Linked DNA regions of Homo sapiens: region 2 is linked to region 1. A link is an interaction called in ENCODE POLR2A ChIA-PET data of the cell type or tissue named here. Cell type or tissue: Panc1. All regions are shown on one strand. Links, peaks and the distances in the headings refer to the core of each region. The heading gives the core; the rest is flanking DNA. Region 1 has its middle 33 kb from the start of ACTL6A. Region 2 overlaps NDUFB5 (NADH:ubiquinone oxidoreductase subunit B5).

Evidence for each region. Peaks named below come from ENCODE experiments on the same cell type or tissue, not always from the same donor. Only the 100,000 strongest peaks of a DNase experiment are listed, where the experiment ranks them.
Region 2: POLR2A ChIA-PET joins it to region 1 with 11 read pairs; 3 of 35 experiments call an interaction of 5 or more read pairs at or near these places.

What each region holds. Positions count from the first base shown.
Region 1 is chr3:179,524,923-179,533,951 of GRCh38, reverse strand. It overlaps a transcript of GNB4 not described here. Among named protein-coding and RNA genes, the nearest start is that of ACTL6A, 33 kb to the left of the region's middle. RefSeq lists an enhancer at 6,579-7,129. In Panc1, for the core only: no CTCF peak of the experiment used is centred there; a DNase peak (open chromatin) is centred at 4,983.
Region 2 is chr3:179,624,905-179,633,901 of GRCh38, reverse strand. It overlaps NDUFB5 (NADH:ubiquinone oxidoreductase subunit B5), which reads right to left. Exons shown (of 6, transcript NM_002492.4): 6 at 6,255-8,997. Among named protein-coding and RNA genes, the nearest start is that of USP13, 24 kb to the left of the region's middle. In Panc1, for the core only: no CTCF peak of the experiment used is centred there; no DNase peak of the experiment used is centred there.

The DNA.
Region 1 (9,029 bases), core at 287-8,286:
CTTTTTAAAACACACTGTCAAGAGGATGAGAAGACAAGCTTCAGACTGGTAGAAAATATTTGCAATAGATATATGTGATAAAGGACTATTAACTAAAATACAAAGAACTCTTAAAACTCAATAATAAGAAAACAAATAACCTGATTAAAAAATGGCAAGAGACCTGAACAGATACCTCACCAAAGAAGATATACAGAGGCAAGTAAGTATATGGAAAGGAGCTCAATATCATATGTCATTAGAGAAATGCAAATTAAAACAACAATGATGAGATTCTACCACACAGCTATTGGAATGGCCAAAATCCAAAACACTGACATCTCCAAAGGCTGACAAGGATGTGGAACAACAGGAGCTCTCATTCATTGTTGGCGGGAATGAAAAATGGTACAGCTACTTTGGAAGAGCGTTTGGCAACTTCTTACAAAACTAAACCTACTGTTACCATATAATCCAGCAATCATGTTCCTTGGTATTTACTCAAATGAGTTGAAACCTTACGTCCACATAAAAACCTGCACATGAATGTTTATAGCAGCTTTATTCACAATTGCCAAAAATTGGAAGCAATCAAGATGTCCTTCAGTAGCTGAATAAATAAACTGTAGGACGTCCAGATAAGGGGATGCTAAAAAGAAATGCAAAAAAGTGCTACAAAGAAATGAGCTATCAAACCATGAAAAACATGGGAAAAGCTTTAAATGCCTATTGCTAAGTGAAAGAAGTCAATCTGAAAACCTATATCACAGGTTCAATTCTGTGATATAAAGCAACACATCACAAAGCGTTTTTACAGATAGCTTGTTTCTAGTTTTTAGGGCTGGATATTCATATTTTCTTATAAAAGGTCAATAGGTTCGGAAACGTCACTTCTTAGATTCTAAAAAAAGAGTGTTCCGAACTTGTTAAATGCAAATTCAACTACGATTTCAACTATGTGATCTCTGGAAAAGGTAAAACTATTGAGACAATAAAAAGATCAGTGGTTCCCAGGGGAAGGTTTGATTTCAACTATATGATCTCTAGAAAAGGTAAAACTATTGAGACAGTAAAGATCAGTGGTTACCAGGGGAAGGAGGGATGAATGGCAAAGCACTGAGAATTTTAAGGCAATGAAACTTCTGTAGGATTCTACCATGGTGGATGTATATCATTATATATTTGTTCAAACCCATAGCATGTAAAACACCAAGACTGAACACTAATGTAAGCTATGGACTATATCAATGTAGGTTCAGTGGTTGTAACAAATATACCACTCTGGTGTGGGATGTTGACAGTGGGGGAGGCTGTACATGGTGTTGGTGCAGGGGGCGTATGGGAATTCTATGTACTTTCTGTTCAGTTTTGCTATGAACCTAAAACACCTCTAGAAAGTAAACTCCCTTTCAAAAAAGAAAAAGATAATATGTGTGGAGACCCTAGAGAAAAAAAAGGACCATAAATCTAGAAAAACTAGCCCACTACACTCTGAGACTAACCATTTGTCAAAACAGCAAATGTACACTTAAGATTTGTACATTTCATTGTAGATGTTATATGTAGATGTTATAACAAAAGAAAACCTATAAACAAATACTGAATTCTAGTTGTGATATGCATGCTGAAATATTTACAGGGGAAGTGAACTCATGTCTGCAATTTATTTGAAATGCATCAAAAGTGGATGGATTAAGATATAGATAAAAGAATAGATGGATGGATGGATGGATGCATGGTAGACAGACAGACATATGATAAGGCCAGTTGAGTATATTGAAAATAGAAGAATCTGGGTGATGAGTATATTGGTTGTTCACTGTAAAATTCTTTCAACTTGCTATCTGTCTGAATTTTTTCATAATAAAATATTGGGATAAACTATATTCAAAACAAGGGTGCAGCTTCCACTTGTTTTTGAGATATATTAGTGCCAAACATTTTAATGACCTTGGCAGTTATGGTGGGACAGAACACTTAAGCTAATAACTGAATCGTCACCTTGCTTAAATTAAAAACTCAAAGAAGTTTTTTCAGACCTCCAAGTCCTTAAACAGTTTATGAAGAATGTTTGTGAAATGGAAGATTGCTTATGCTCATCTTAAAGCCACTTAGTGCTGGCACAAGCCTCAGTCCTCAGAATCATCTATAATGCATGCACCGTGTGCCCTCAGCAGTGTTTTTTCTCTTTTCTTGACGTCAGTTGCCATTTGTAAGGGTTTCCAAGGTAGTGACCAGACACATCTAAAGGCAAGCCTACAAGAAAGAACAACATACTTATTTTTCCCTTTTAGCCTCAAATATATTTAAAATGCATAACACATTCAGTTTGATGAAATTCTACTTCAGAGAGAACCAAACTTCACAGTACAGAAAAGAGCTCCCTACTCTTGTCTCTGCAGCTCCGCTTTTAATGACTGGATTTGTTTAAAAAAAAAAAAAACTATGTAGACTTCTCTTTACACCACAGTTTCCCTCTGCCCCCAGGGAAAAAATGTGAGAAGGTGCTAGGTATATTTTAAAAATAATTTTGGTAAAGTCAGTAGAAAGACCTAGTTTACCTCAAAAGTCAGCATGGGAAAAATTTGGATCTGTTCAAAATAGGAATATATCATGTTCCTTGGAAAGTATGTGATTTTTAAAAATTAATTAAGACATAATACTTAGGCCTATCAATCGGTATGGTTAATTGACATATTTCTACCTGGACAGATGTTACATTGTATGAGTTGTATATTTTATATAAATAAAAGGTAAGTTTGGCTAGGTGTGGTGGCCCGTGCCTGTAATCCTAACACTTTGGGAGGCTAAGGCAGGAGGATCTTTTGAGCCCAGGAGTTCAAGACTAATCTGGGCAACATAGGGAGACCCCCATCTCTACAAAAAAATTAAAAATAAAAAAATTAGCCAGACCTGGTGGTGCATACCTGTAGTCCCAGCTACTGTGGTGGGAGGATCACCTGAGTCCAGGGGGTTCAAAGCTTCAGTGAGCCATGATTGCGTCACTGCACTCCAGCCTGGGCAACAGAGTAAGACTCTGTCTTAAAGATAGATAAATAAATAAATAAGGGTAAGTTTTATAACTGTACACATTTAACATGTATGTTTTTATTTGTGGCAGCAATAAATAAACCATTATGGATCAAGGAGGAACCCCATCACAGTTTTTAAACCTACACTCAAGCCAGGTTGAGTAATGTGGTGCTTACAGTCCCAGTTACTTGGGAGGCCGAGGTGGGAGGATTGCTTGAGAACAGGAGTTGGAGGCCAGCCTGGGCAACATAGCAAGACTCTGTACTTTTCTGTTTATTTATTTATTTATTTTAGAAATGGGATCTGCTATCTTGTTGTTTAAAAACAACAACACAACAACAAGGAAATAAATTCATTTGGCCCATCGCCATCCTATTTAAGCTTCTGATTTTTTTTTTCTTTTAAGAGACAAGGTTGGAGTGCAGTGGTGTATCACAGCTCACTGCAACCTCAAACTTCTGGGCTCAAGAAATCCTCTTGCTTCTGCCTTCCAAGTATTTGGGACTACAGGCGTGCACCACCATGCCCAGCTAATTTGTTTTTTTACTTTTAGTAGAAACAAGATCTTGCTATGTTGCCCAGGCTGGTCTTTAACTTCTGGCCTCAAGCAATCCTCCCCTGTTGGCTTCCCAAAGTGCTGGAATTAAAGGTGGGAGCCACTGAGGCCGGCCAGTTTCTGATTTTTTTAAAAAACTTTCAATTGATTAATTTATTTTGGGGGGAAATCTCACTGTGTTGCTCAAGCTGGTCTGAACTCCTGGGCTCAAGGAATCCTCCTGCCTCAGGCTCCCAAGGAGCTGGAATTACAGGTGTAGCCGCTATGCCTGGTTTAAGCTTCTAATTTTCATGCGCACTCATTTAACTAAGATATATTAAATGCTTTCTGTTTTTCAGGTGTTATGCTGACAATAGGTAGCTGAGTATGTGCCTCTTCTCCAGGGACTTGCAATCTAGTTGGAAAGACGGCATGTAAATAACTTTTTAGGGATATGTGACAAGCAGTCCATTTGGGCTGCTGTAATAAAATACCTTAGATTGGGTGATTTATAAATAACAGAAATTTTCTTCTCACAGCATTGAACATTGAACGGGCCATACTAACAAGTGCTGCGAGAAGCCTTTGATTCTGCCTGGAAAGATCTGGAAAGGCCAAACCCCTGTCCTCAGTTCCTTGTAGAGACAACAGGGTAATCTTTTTTTTTTTTTTTTTTTTTGAGACAGAGTTTTGCTCTCATCACCCAGGCTAGAGTGCAATGGTGCAATCTCGGCTCACTGCAACTTCTGCCTCCCGGGTTCAAGCGATTCTCCTGCCTCAGCCTCCCAAGTAGCTGGGATTACAGGCACGTGCCACCATGCCCGGCTAATTTTGTATTTTTAGTAGAGATGGGGTTTCTCCATGTTGGTCAGGCTGGTCTCAAGCTCCTGACCTCAGGTGATTTGCCCGCCTCGGCCTCCCAAAGTGCTGGGATTATAGGTGTGAGCCACCGCGTCTGGCCTAGCAGCAGGGTAATCTTTGTACCGGGGTTGGAAACTGGTAGCCTACGGACTATATCAGGATTCAAAACTCATTTTGTTTGGTCTACATAGGATTTTGAAAATCCGAGAATATCTTATATAAAAATTCAGATTTGTGGAGTTTTCTGAAAAGTTGCAAGATCTGGCAATTCTGGGCTACAATCAACTGGATCTAGACAAGCTGCTTTCAGTTTGTTTTATAACCAAACTGCATGACCACTGACTAATTATATTGCCTTTCAGCAGTTGACCTTCTGTCCCGTTAAGTGGGATTGATAATACCACGTTTGCGTTTTTTGAAAGTGGATTCTGTAAGAGCAGGGAGTGGAGCAGTATTTCTCAAAATGTGGTCTACAGCTACCTTTGTCAGTATCATGTACAACAGTTCTTCCCAACATTTACTGTGGGTATGAATCACCTGGCTATTCTGCAGACTGTGCTCTTTCAAAGTCATACAGTGCATCATTCAACAAAGGAGTCACTAGTCACATGTGACTACTTCAGTTTAAATTAATTCACATTCAACTCCTCAGCATACTAGTCACATTTCAAATGCTCAACAGCTACATGTTCCTGTGGCTACATCACTGGACAGTGCAATAGAACATTTCCATCATCACAGAAAGCTTCATTCGATAGTGCTGTACACAACATTGTCTCAGTCCTTAATGCCTGCCATCACAAAATACCTTAGACTGAGTAACTTATAAACAACAAAAATGTATTTCTCACAGTTCTATAGGCTGGAAAGTCCAAGATCAAGGCACTGGCAGATTCAGTATCTAGAAGACACCTGCTCAGAGTATCCTTACAGGGTGGAAGGGGAAAAGCAGCTCCCTGGGACCCTCTTTTATAAACGTACTAATCCCATTCATGATGGCTTTCCCCTGGTGACCTAATCACCTCCCAAAGACTTTATCTCCTAATAACCATCACATTGGTGATTTCAAAACAAGAATTTTGAGGGGATGACATTCAGGCCATAGCAAACATTGTCTAAGTCCACCTGAAACCACTCATCACCTAGGGATGTCATTTTGTTTGATCTACTATGCTTTATTGATTAGGGTTGATTGTCTTTAAAATTAGATGTGGACATTTAGAAAATTAATCAGTCACAATTGGTTTTTTGTCATATAGAGAGTCAAATGCTTTATGTCCAATAAAAAAGAATCTTAAAGGTTTTTGTTTGTTTTTTTGTTTTTTGTTTTTTTGAGATGGAGTCTCACTCTGTTGCCCAGGCTGGAGTGCAGTGGCACGATCTCGGCTCACCACAAGCTCCGCCTCCTGGGTTCACGCCATTCTCCTGCCTCAGCCTCCTGAGTAGCTGGGACTACAGGTGCGTGTCACCATGCCTGGCTAATTTTTTGTATTTTTAGTAGAGACGGGGTTTCACCATGTTAGCCAGGATGGTCTCGATCGCCTGACCTCATGATCCACCTGCCTCAGCCTCCCAAAGTGCTGGGATTACGGGTGTGAGCCACTGCGCCTGGCCAAGATTTCGATTTTATTGCTCTGTGGGACATTAGTCAGTTCTCTGTTCTCTATATAACTCTGCAATTTTATCTAGCATTCTTTTCTTCTACTGGTGACATGTACACACACACACACACACACACACACACACACACACATACATACACACACGCACTTATCAGCAATCTTCTATCCTCCTCTTTAAACCAGCTGGTTTTGTCACAAATGAAGTAGGTAAGTCTTAGACTATATATTTGTATGAAAATCATGTTTTAACTTTTTGAAATTTGTATTTTGATAGGAGCAAACTATTTGAATTTATACTTTGGGAAACCTATTTAACTTTGTAAAGCCTCAAGTTTGCTCATTTGTAAAGTGAGGAATAGTTTCTAAAACAGAGAGTTTTCTCATTGGATTCTTGAAAATTAAATGGGATAATGAATATAAAACATTTAGTGCAGCTCTTGGCATGTAAAATTGCTAAATAAATATCATTATTATTTAAGAAAGCTTTCTCAACTGTATTTCTGGATGTCTAAGCATCTCAATTCCTACTTTTGTGTTGCTCCATTCAAATGCTGGAAGTTCCAACTGTATTCTGGGCACAACGCCTGCATCTCCCAACTTTGGCTTCACTCTGTCTGCACTCAGCACCTTTTTCATCCTTTCTGTAGCAATGGGAGTTTTCTGGCCAATATCTGGCTTCAAATTGAGAGAGAACGTCTTCCAGGCTGAGAACAACTAAGAATCCTCCTTCCCGGCATCCTGCTTTTCTTTCCCTCCCCCTTCCCCTCCACCCCTTCCTGCCAGCAGAAGTCATTGACTCCATACTTCCTGCCTTGCACTATAAACACTCTCTCCAGCTGTGGCCTGCTTTCACTGGAGGTTTAACTATTTAATTGCTAAAGACCCTTTTCCCAGAACAATGCACAGTCTTATCCTGGGGTTGGGGAGCAGTTCACAGAATGTTCTCTCTGCTCTCTTAAGCCTCCTAATGCATTCTACAATGTCCATTTGTACCGTTCATATATAAAATTAATTTTTGTTGCTGTTAATTTTGGGAATGGTGCCAAAAAGAATTTTCCTATAGCTCAGAACTGTTTATTGAGGATCTCCTAGGTGTGTAATACTGAAATTTATTTTTCATCTAAGGAGCTAGCTGATGAGAAAAAGAGAGAGGAAAATTTTGTTCTGCTTTCCAGAGTTTATACAACCAGACTAAGAAAACTCAATCTAGATTATAACTTGACAGAGCCTTGGCATGGAAGCACGGTTCAGATATTATGCAATAAAGATAACAAAGACAGTGTTGAGTTAGAGAGAGAATAAAATAGAGACATACAGGAGAGAGGTAAGCAGACCACTCAGGGTGGCCTTCCAGGGTCCAAAGTGTGGCCCTCAGCTTTATTGGCCCAGAAACTCCTATTTTCATTTAGACATCAGAATCTTCTGAGGGATATTTGATCATATCTCTGCAAATTGAAGTGCAGTATGTTTTATCTTCAGTGACAGTGGGGTAGAGAAAGGCAACAATCCCAGTTCTGCATTTTCTAGCTATACAATCTGGGGCAAATGATTTTACATTCTTGTGCCTGGTGTCTGTCAGGCCTCTGAGCTCAAGCTAAGCCATCATATCCCCTGTGACCTGCACATATATATCCAGATGGCCTGAAGCAAGTGAAGAATCACAAAAGAAGTGGAAATGGCTGGTTCCTGACTTAACTGATGACATTACCTTGTGAAATTCCTTCTCCTGGCTCAGCTACTCCTCCACTGAGCACCTTGTGACCCCCGCCCCTGCCCGCCAGAGAACAACCCCCTTTTGACTGTAATTTTCCTTTACCTACCCAAATCTTATAAAACGGCCCCACCCTATCTCCCTTTGCTGACTCTCTTTTCGGACTCAGCCTGCCTGCACCCAGGTGAAATAAACAGCCTTGTTGCTCACACAAAGCCTGTTGGTGGTCTCTTCACACAGACGCGTGTGACATTTGGTGCCGAAACCCAGGACAGGAGGACTCCTTCGGGAGACCGGTCCCCTGTCCTCACCCTCACTCCATGAGGAGATCCACCTGTGAACTGGGGTCGTCAGACCAAACAACCCAAGGAACATCTCACCAATTTCAAATCAGGTAAGTGGTCTTTTCACTCTCTTCTCCAGCCTCTCTCGCTACCCTTCAATCTCCCTGTCCTTCCAATTCCAGTTCTTTTTCCTCTCTAGTAGAGACAAAGGAGACACATTTTATCCGTGGACCCAAAACTCCGGCGCTGGTCATGGACTCGGGAAGACAGTCTTCCCTTGGTGTTTAATCCCTGCGGGGACGCCTGCCTGATTATTCACCCACATTTCACTGGTGTCTGATCACCACGGGGACACCTCCTTGGTCATTCACCCACATTCCCTTGGTGGCAAGTCAATTGCGGGGTTGCCTGCTTTGGCTGCTCACCCACACTGCAGCCCAGGGCTGCTCACCACCCCCTTCTCCGTGTCTCTACCCTCTCTTTTCTCTGGGCTTGCCTCCTTCACTATGGGCAACCTTCCACCCTCCATTCCCCCTTCTTCTCCCTTAGCCTGTGTTCTCAGAAACTTAAAACCTCTTCAACTCTCACCTGACCTAAAACCTAAGCATCTTATTTTCTTCTGCAACACCGCTTGGGCCCCAATACAAACTCGATAATGGTTCTAAATTGCCAGAAAATAGCACTTTTGATTTCTCCATTTTACAAGACCTGGATGAATTTTGTCAAAAAATGGGCGAATGGGTCTGAGGTGCTCGACGTCCAGGCATTCTTTTACACATTGGTCCCTCCCTAGTCTCTGCTCCTAATGCGACTCACCCGATATCCTTCTTCTTTCTCTCCTGTCTGTTCCTTAAGTCTGCATCCCAAGCTCTGAGTCCTTTGAATCCTCCTTTTCTACAGACCCATCTGACCTCTCCCCTCCTCCCCAGGCTGTTCCTCGCCAGGCCGAGCCAGGTCCCAATTCTTCCTCAGCCTCCACTCCCATACCCTATAATCCTTCTGTC
Region 2 (8,997 bases), core at 998-8,997, 99 kb before region 1:
AAAGAAATTATTTAGGCAGATAGTGAAGGTAAGCGAGTTCTCAGCACGGCTTTCCTTTTAACAAAAAGCAGCCCCCAAATCATTTCTTTTCTAACAAAGAACAGCCTGTAAAATTGAGCTGCACACATGGATAAGCAAGCTGGAAGCAAGCTGGAAGTTTACACGGGTGAATGCCGGTAGCTGTGCCAATAGAAAAGGGCTACCTGGAAGTCAGGATGTTCCACATGGAGGCTCCGTCTTCCCTTTGCTTTGTCACCACATGTACAGTAAAGGAACAGTCAGCATGGCACCAGCCAGGTGGAGAATCCATATGCATAATAAAAGGTTATGGTGGGGTGGCCAGCTTCTTTGCGCTATGTAAATGGCACACCTGATCTGAGCAATCTTTTGGGCCCTATGTAAATCAGACACCACCTCCTCAAGCTAGTCTATAAAACCCTGTGCATTTCAACACAGACCCAGAAGATGTGCTCTTGGGAGCCCCTCTCTCTGCAGGAGAGCGCTTTTCTCTTTCTTTCACCTATTAAACCTCCACTCTTAACCTCATTCCTTGTGTGTCTGCATCCTTGATTTCCTTGGTGTGAGGCAACCTCAGACATTATCCCAGATGAACAACAACGCTTCACTAGGACCACAGGTGATAGTTTTTAAAATTCTTTTTGTAGGGATGGGGTCTTGCTCACTATGTTACCTAAGCTTGTCTTGAACTCCTGGCCTCAAGCAATCCTTCCACCTTTGCCTCCAAACTGCTGTCCTGGGATTACAGGCATGAGCCACCACACCTGGATTATATTCTTTTTTTTTTTTTTTTTTGACATGGAGTTTTGCTTTTCTTGCCCAGGCTGGAGTGCAATTGCACAATCTCAGCTCACTGCAACCTCCGCTTCCTGGGTTCAAGCGATTCTCCTGCCTCAGCCTCCCGACTAGCTGGAATTACAGTCATGTGCCACCACGCCTGGCTAATTTTGTATTTTTAGTAGAGACGGGGTTTCTCCATGTTGGTCAGGCTGGTCTCGAACTCCCTAACTCAGGTGATCTGTCCGCCTCGGTCTCCAAAGTGCTGGGATTATAGGTGTGAGCCCACGCCCAGCCTATATTCACATTTTTAATGAACACAGTCCACTCACTGTTTTCAAAATAAAGTGTTTATTTTTTGTTTGTTTGTTCAATGTTTCTTTGTGATTGGATTTAGTCTGAAGTCTGTTCAACTTACACCATGTCTTTTTATAATGCCGGGCTCCTGTAGAATTGCAGAAAAGAAAAAAGATTATTTAAAGATAACCCAAAACCTGGCTGGGCGCAGTGGCTCACGCCTGTAATCCCAGCACTTTGGGAGGTGGGCGGATCACCTGAGGTCAGGAGTTGGAAACCGGTCTGGACAACATGGCGAAACCCCATCTCTACTAAAAATACAAAAATTAAATGGGCCTGGTGGTACACGCTTGCAATCCCAGCTACTCCAGAGGCTGAGGCACGAAGATCACTTGAACCTGGGATGTGGAGGTTGCAGTAAGCCAAGATCATGCCACTGCACTCTGGTCTGGGTGACAGAGACTCTGTCTAAAAAATAAAAATAAAAAAGAATAAAGATAACCCCAAACCATGTTAATCCCATATATCATCCACTCAACAGATCTTTACTCAGTGTCTACTGTGTTCCAGAGGGTACGAAACGAGCTGGGGATAATAAGATGAATAAGCATGGCACCTTTTCTAAAGGAGCTGTCAGGTCAGTAAGACCTGATGATTTGTATACAGCCTAATACAATAGAAAATGTCATAACAATTTTTTAAAATGCCATCCTATGGAAGAATTCAGGATGGCACGCGTTCACCTTTGACTTCATAAAGGAGGTAGCTTCTGAGCTAAGACTTGAAGAATGAGAATATGATCAGTCATTCAAATGGCAGATGTGACAATGTGGCTTATTCTGGGAAGAGCAAGTTGCTTAGTAAGTTTATGGGCCAGAGTGATGTGAGAACTTGTAGGGGGTAAGATTAGACAGTGTTCAGCTGGGCGTGGTGGCTCACACCTGTAATCCCGTGCTTTGGGAGGCTGAGGCAGGTGGATCACCGGAGGTCAGGAGTTCAAGACCAGCCTGGCCAACATGACAAAACCCCATTTCTACTAAAAATACAAAAATTAGCCAGGCACGGTGGTGGGCACCTGTAGTCCCAGCTACTCAGGAGGCTGAGGCAGGAGAATCACTTGAACCCAGAAGGCAGAGGTTACGGTGAGCCGAGATCACGCCACGGCACTCCAGCCTGGGTGACAGAATGAGACTCCCATCTCAAAAAAAAAAAAAAAAAAGAAAGAAAGAAAAAAAGATTAGACAGTGTTTCAGGCCACTACCTGAAGGCTATTAAAGATCAGAGGGTGTGATTAGATTTAAAAATTAGAAAGATCACTTTGGGTAAGTATGGTGAAAGGTTTGCAGTAAGGGGAAACTGGAAGGAAGGATACCAATATAATTTAGTTGAGTAACAGGGATCTATACCAGATGAGCAAGGATATAAAGAGCTAATTAGAAGCAGAATGGAATGAGAGTCCGCTCTTTGAAGACAACTTCAAATCCTTCCAGCTTCCATGCTCAATTTTGCATAATACACCAGTTCTTCAATCTAAACGTCACACTTCCCCACTTCACTTCCTCCCCTAAGAAGATTATTTCCTGGTTCATTGTGTCAGACACTCTCCTTAATGCCATAGGTTTCCTTTCCCCATGGTCCTTCCATTGCTCCTGTCCAAGCAACCTTCATCCTCCAACATCTACCTTCCCTGCACATGCACTCAGGCTACTAAGTGCTGCCAAAAGAGGCCACCAACTTCACAGGTAGTGCCACAATGAATAAATGGTTGCCAATCTCAAATGGGCTCTCGATGATGCTTAGTCAAAAGACCACTTTCCCCATGTTATCTCACTCTCCTATTCTCTGCAACTACTTTCTTTTCTCAGTTTTCTCAAAATCCCACTTCCCCTTACCCTCTCAGCAGATGACCTTTCCTCTTGCACCAGCAAAAAAGAGAAATTATCAGGTAAGAACTATGCCAGCCTCCTACCACCAAACCTACTGCCTAATCTTTCCCTTCACCTCCCTAGGATCTCCTTTCCTCCTGCCTTCCCAGATATCTCAGCCCATCAAGTACTCCTTTTTTTAATCTCTATCTTCAACCTCTCCCTCTCTACTACCCTTTCTGCTCAGCATTTAATATATGGAAGCCTCTCCCCACAAATTGTCCATTGACTAGCTCCTCCATGTGCTGTTAAATTTACCTACCTCTTTTCTCCTCTGCACTGCCAAATGTCTTGAAGTTGCCTCCCTTCCATCACTCCCCGTCTTCCTCGGCCTAAACTGGCTTCTGTTCCACTCAACCATAGCATCTGTTTCCATTGAGGTCACGAATGGCCCCCGGGTTGCTAAATCAACTCTTTTAATCTTTTAGTCCTTACTTTTCCCTCTCAAAACACTTTCTTCTCTTAGCTTCTGTGACACCACCTTCTCATTTTCTTTTGCCATGAATATTACTGTCTCCCAGGACTCTGTCCTAGGTCCTTTTATCTCCCTACACTATATGGGAGAGAAGGTCTGCAGGGATCTGGAGCACCTCAAAATCAAGTCCAAAACTGAACTCGTCTTCTGTATCAAAACTGTTTCTCCTATCGATCCTCCCCATTTCAGCAAACAGCAGCAATACCCCATTGGTTAATCCAGAAATAGGATTTATGCTTCACTCCTTATTTCCATTTCCCAAAACACTCAGTTGATTCACCAAGTCTTGTTAATTCTATCACCTCAATATCATTCAATTTCTTACATTTGTTTTCATCCATCCCCATTGCTACTGGCCTCACCTTGTGATCACCATCTCTCACTTGGATGATCAGAACAACTTTCCAACTGGTTTTCCCTGCATTTATGTCAGTTTTTCTCAATCATTTTTTCCACTATCACCCCCTATGGAGCATGTTAGATTTTTTTCCCCAAATTGTTCCTTCCCCTACCATAAAATTTTAATACCACAAATGTACTATATATCTGCTCATGTATGTATAGCTATGCTTTGTACATAAAAAAGTAAGATCTTTTTATCCCCCAAGAACCAATTTTTGTCCCCTTTAAGGATAATATTGATTCCATTGAGAATGAATAATTTACACTCACTATCTTTAATTTGTTCTCCGCCATGTAGCCAGCGTGATCTTTAAAAAACAAATCCAATCATGTCATTTCCCCATTTAAAACACTTCAATGACATCTCATGGTCCTTAGGATGAGATCCAAATCTTCACCGAGAGCTGAAATAGTGCAAATAATCTCATCCGCACTCTCACCTCACTCACTTATGCCCTATATTTCAGGCTTCTCCAAACGGTTTTCATTTCAATTTTCTCTTGCCTCTTATTTTCTCTACTTGGAATATGGTATTCTTCCCCTCCCTCCACGCATCCTCGGGTTACAGCTCACAGTCATTCCAGTAACCCTTGGGCTACCTTGGGACCCCATAGCTTACTCCAAGTGCTTACTCCAAGTGCCTTTTTCTTTCCCTTGACCAATATTGAACACGTTTAACTATTTGAACTTTTAAAAAGTTAGCATAAGAATCAATATAAACACATATATTAGCTTTAATTGACACTTTTTTTTCCCAAGAAACACTTTACAACTTAAAAAAGAAAAAAAAGGTCAATCCCATTTTATTTTACTTTTTTTTTTTTTTTTTTTTTGAGACAGTCTCGCTCTGTCACTCAGGCTGCAGTTCAGTGGCATGATCTTGGCTTACTGCAACTTCTGCCTCCCAAGTTGAAGCGATTCTTTTGCCTCAGCCTCCTGAGTAGCTGGAATTACAGGTGTATGCTACTAGGTTCGGCTAATTTTTTGTATTTTTAGTAGAGACAGGGTTTCACCATGTTGGCCAGGCTGGCATTGAACTCCTGACCTCAAGCAATCCTCCTGCCTCATCCTCCCAAAGTACTGGGATTACAGGCGTGAGCCACGCACTCCACCACAAAAGCTGATCCCATTTTTTATACGTGATCCCAGCTGTGTTAAATAAAGCCTAGAGGAAACTTCTGAAATGTCTTTATGAACGTTAGGATTATCAGTATTTATTGTATATTTTCCATATTTTTTATTCTAAGCTTTTCTTACATTTATAATAGTAGAAAGGAGAAAATAAAGTAAAAACTACAACTGTCAAAAAACATCCTGTAGGTTATTTTTTTAAGGTGAATATATCAAAGCATATAAATCTAGGATCATTTACTATCACCATGTACGAGAGCTATCTGCTTCAATTCTCTTTATCCCTCTTCTACAAACTGGTTTGCATAAGCAGGGGCTTTAGAGAAAATATGCCCTTCTCCCAAATCCTTTGGCAGAATTATGAGGTGGTAATTAGATTGCATAGGGAAATCTAAAAACAAAACAAACTAACAACAACATAAACCTAGGAATGAATTTATCCAAAGAAGTGAAAGATCTCTACAAGGAACACTATACAACACTAATTAAAGAAATTGAAGAGGGCACCAAAAAATGGAAAGGTAGATATCCCATACTCGTGGATTGGAATAATCAACATTGTTAAAATGTCTGTACTACCCAAAGGAATCTACAGATTCAATACAATCCTTATCACAATACCAGTGACATTCTTCACAAAAATAGAAAAAAAAATTCTAAGATGTATATGGAACTACAAAAGATCCCACATAGCTGCCAGTGTCTTCAACAAATTGTGCTGGGAAAACCGGATATCCATATGCAGAAGAATGAAACTAGATCCCCATCTTTCACTATATATAAAAATCAACTCGAAATGGATTAAAGATTAAATGTAAGACCTGAAACTATAAAACTATTAAAAGAAAACATTGGGGAAATGATAGAGGACATCGGTCTGGGCAAAGATTTTTTTGGGTAAGATCTCAAAAGCACAGGCAACAAAAACATAGAAAGACAGATGGGATTATGTTGAGCTACAAAAGCTTCTGTAGAGCAAAGGAAGCAATTAAAAAAGTGAAGAGACAACCTACAGAGTAGGAGAAAATATCTGCAAACTATCCATATGACAGAGTTTGGATATTCGTCCCCCCAACTCTCATGTTGAAATGTGATTCCCAGTGTTGGACGTGGGGCCTGGTGGGAGGTGATTGGATCATAATGGCAAATTTCTCACGAATCGTTTAGCATCATCCTGTTGATGCTGTCCTCACAATGTTGCAGGATTTTTAAGGAATCAGAGAGACCGATGGGGTTCAGGAGAATATTTATTATTTAGGTGCTCCGGCCCAGTCAGATTAACATCCAAAGGACTGAGCCCTGAACAAAGAGTTAAGTTAGCTTTTAAGCATTTCGTGGGGCAGGGGGAGATCTGTGCAGGGGGAAGCATATTACAGAAGCAAGAAACAAAGACAGTTATTCAGTCAAGACATGCATTACATCATTTCTTACTTTTCAAGGAAAAACATGTTTTGCGACTTGAGTTTATCTGTCTAGTGACCTTGCAGCTGCACAGCTAGGGAAACAGGGTCTTCACAATGCCTGGGAAGGGAGGAGAGCTAACACTCACTAGCCACCAGAAAAACAGGCAGTGAATTTTTAAAGGACTCCAGCTCTTTCTCTTTCTCAGGGGGAATTGGGTTTTCTTACGTACAACTGAGTTTCTGCTTACACACTCTTTGATTTCTTTTAATTCCTTTTCTAACAACAATGAGTTCCTGAGAGATCTGGTTGTTTAAAACAGTGTGTGGCATCTCCTCCACCTCTCTCTCTTGCTCTCTTGCCATGTGATGTGCCTGCTCCTGCTTTGCTTTCTGCTATGAGTGAAAGTTCCTTGAGGCCTCCCCAGAAGCCAAGCAATGCTGGTGCCATGCTTCCTGTACAGTCTGCAGAACTATGAGCCATTTACACCTTTTTTCTTTATAAATTACCCAGACTCAGGATTTTCTTTATAGCAACACAAGAATGGCCTAACACACCATCTAACAAGGGATTCATAACCAGAATATATAAGGAACTCAAACAATTCAATAGCAAAAAACCCATAACCTGATTAAAAAATGGACAGGCTGGGCGCAGTGGCTCACACCTGTAATCCCAGCACTTTGGGAGACCAAGGTGGGTGGATCACAAGGTCAGAAGTTCAAGATCACCCTGGCCAACATGGTGACACCCCCTCTCTACTAAAAATACAAAAAAATTAGCTGGGTGTGGTGGTGCACACCTGTAATCCCAGCTACTCAGGAGGCTGAGGCAGGAGAATTGCTTGAACCTGGGAGGCGGAGGTTGCACTGAGTCGAGATCGCACCACTGCACTCCAGCCTGGGTGACACAGCAAGACTCCATCTCAAAAAAATAAAATGGACAAAAAGGCCAGGCACGCCTAAAGTACCTGCACTTTGAGAGGCCAAGGTGAGCGGATCACTTGAGCACAGGAGTTCAAGACCAGCCTGGGCAACATGGTGAAACCCAGTCGCTACAAAAAATACAAAAAAATTAGCTGAGCATGGTGGCACTCGCCTTTGGTCCTAGCTATTTGGGTCATCCTGAGGTGGAATGATCACTTGAGCCCAGGATGTGGAAGCCCAGATCACCTCCAGACTGGGTGACCCCAATTCAAAAAAAAAAAAAATTTAAAAAAAGGGCCAGAGATCTGTATAGACATTTCTCAAAGGAAGACATATGAATGGCCATTAGATATGTGAAAAAATGCTCAACCATAATTAGGGAAATGTAAACCAATACCACATTAAGATATCTCACCCCAGTTAAAATGTTCATTTGAAAAAAAAGAAAAAATAACAAATGCTTGTGAGGATGTGGAGAAAGGGGAACGCTCATCCACCATTGGTAGGAATGTACAGTAGTACAACCACTATGAAGAACACCATGAAGGTTCCTCAAGAAACTACACATAGAATTATCATACAATCCAGCAATCCCTTTGCAACCTGTGTCCATCAACAGATAAATGGATATAGAAAATGTGGTATGTATGGACAATATTATGAAAAAGAATGGGATTCTGTCATTTGTAGCAACATGGATGGAACTGGAGGTCATTAATGTAAGTGAAATAAGCCAAGCCTAGAAAGACAAATATTGAATGTTCTCACTCATATGTGGGAGATTAAAAAATGGGTCTCATGGAGGCAGAGTAGAAAGGTGGTTACAAGGCTGGGAAGGGAAGGGGAGAGTAGGAAATTCAGAAAAGTTAGTTAATGGTTACAAGAATACATTTAGATACAAGGAATAAGTTCTAGTATTTGATAGTACAGTAGGTAAATTATAGTTAACAATAACATATAATAATATACTTATATATACTTCTAACTTGCTATATCTTATTTTGAAATATATAACTATATTTTGAAATATATGTATATTCAAATACCCTGATTTGACCATTATACTTTGCATACATGTATCAAAATAGCACATTACAAGTACATTATCAATAAAAATAATAAAGTTATTTGTTGAATGAATGGCCTGTGGCTTTTCAATTCACTTGTGTGTTTAGGCAGCAAAAAATTATTTCTCCATTTGGCCTTAAGTGGAGACCCACTGGCCTGAATCTTAGGAAGCCTGGGTTCATTTTTATTTTTATGAAGAATGTAAAACATACTTCTAAGATGAGATGCATTGATAAGCTGTTACAGGTTTGAAAATCCTGAATGTTTATGGTAAAAAGCCATTTTGGAAGTTGAAGTGTAAATGTTTTAAATGTTTATTTTTGTAAATACTGAGTTTGTGTTTAACATCTGAGCCTCAGGTACTAAATACTACCTCTTGTCATTTTGAAAATAATGTTGGGTGCAGTGGCTCAGGCCTGTAATCAGCACTTTGGGAAGTGGAGACAGGCCAATCACCTGAGGTCAGAAGTTCAAGACCAGCCTGGCCAACACAGCGAAACAGTCTTTACTGAAAAATACAAAAATTAGCCGGGTGTGGTGGTGGGTGCCTGTAATCCCAGCTACTTGGGAGGCTGAG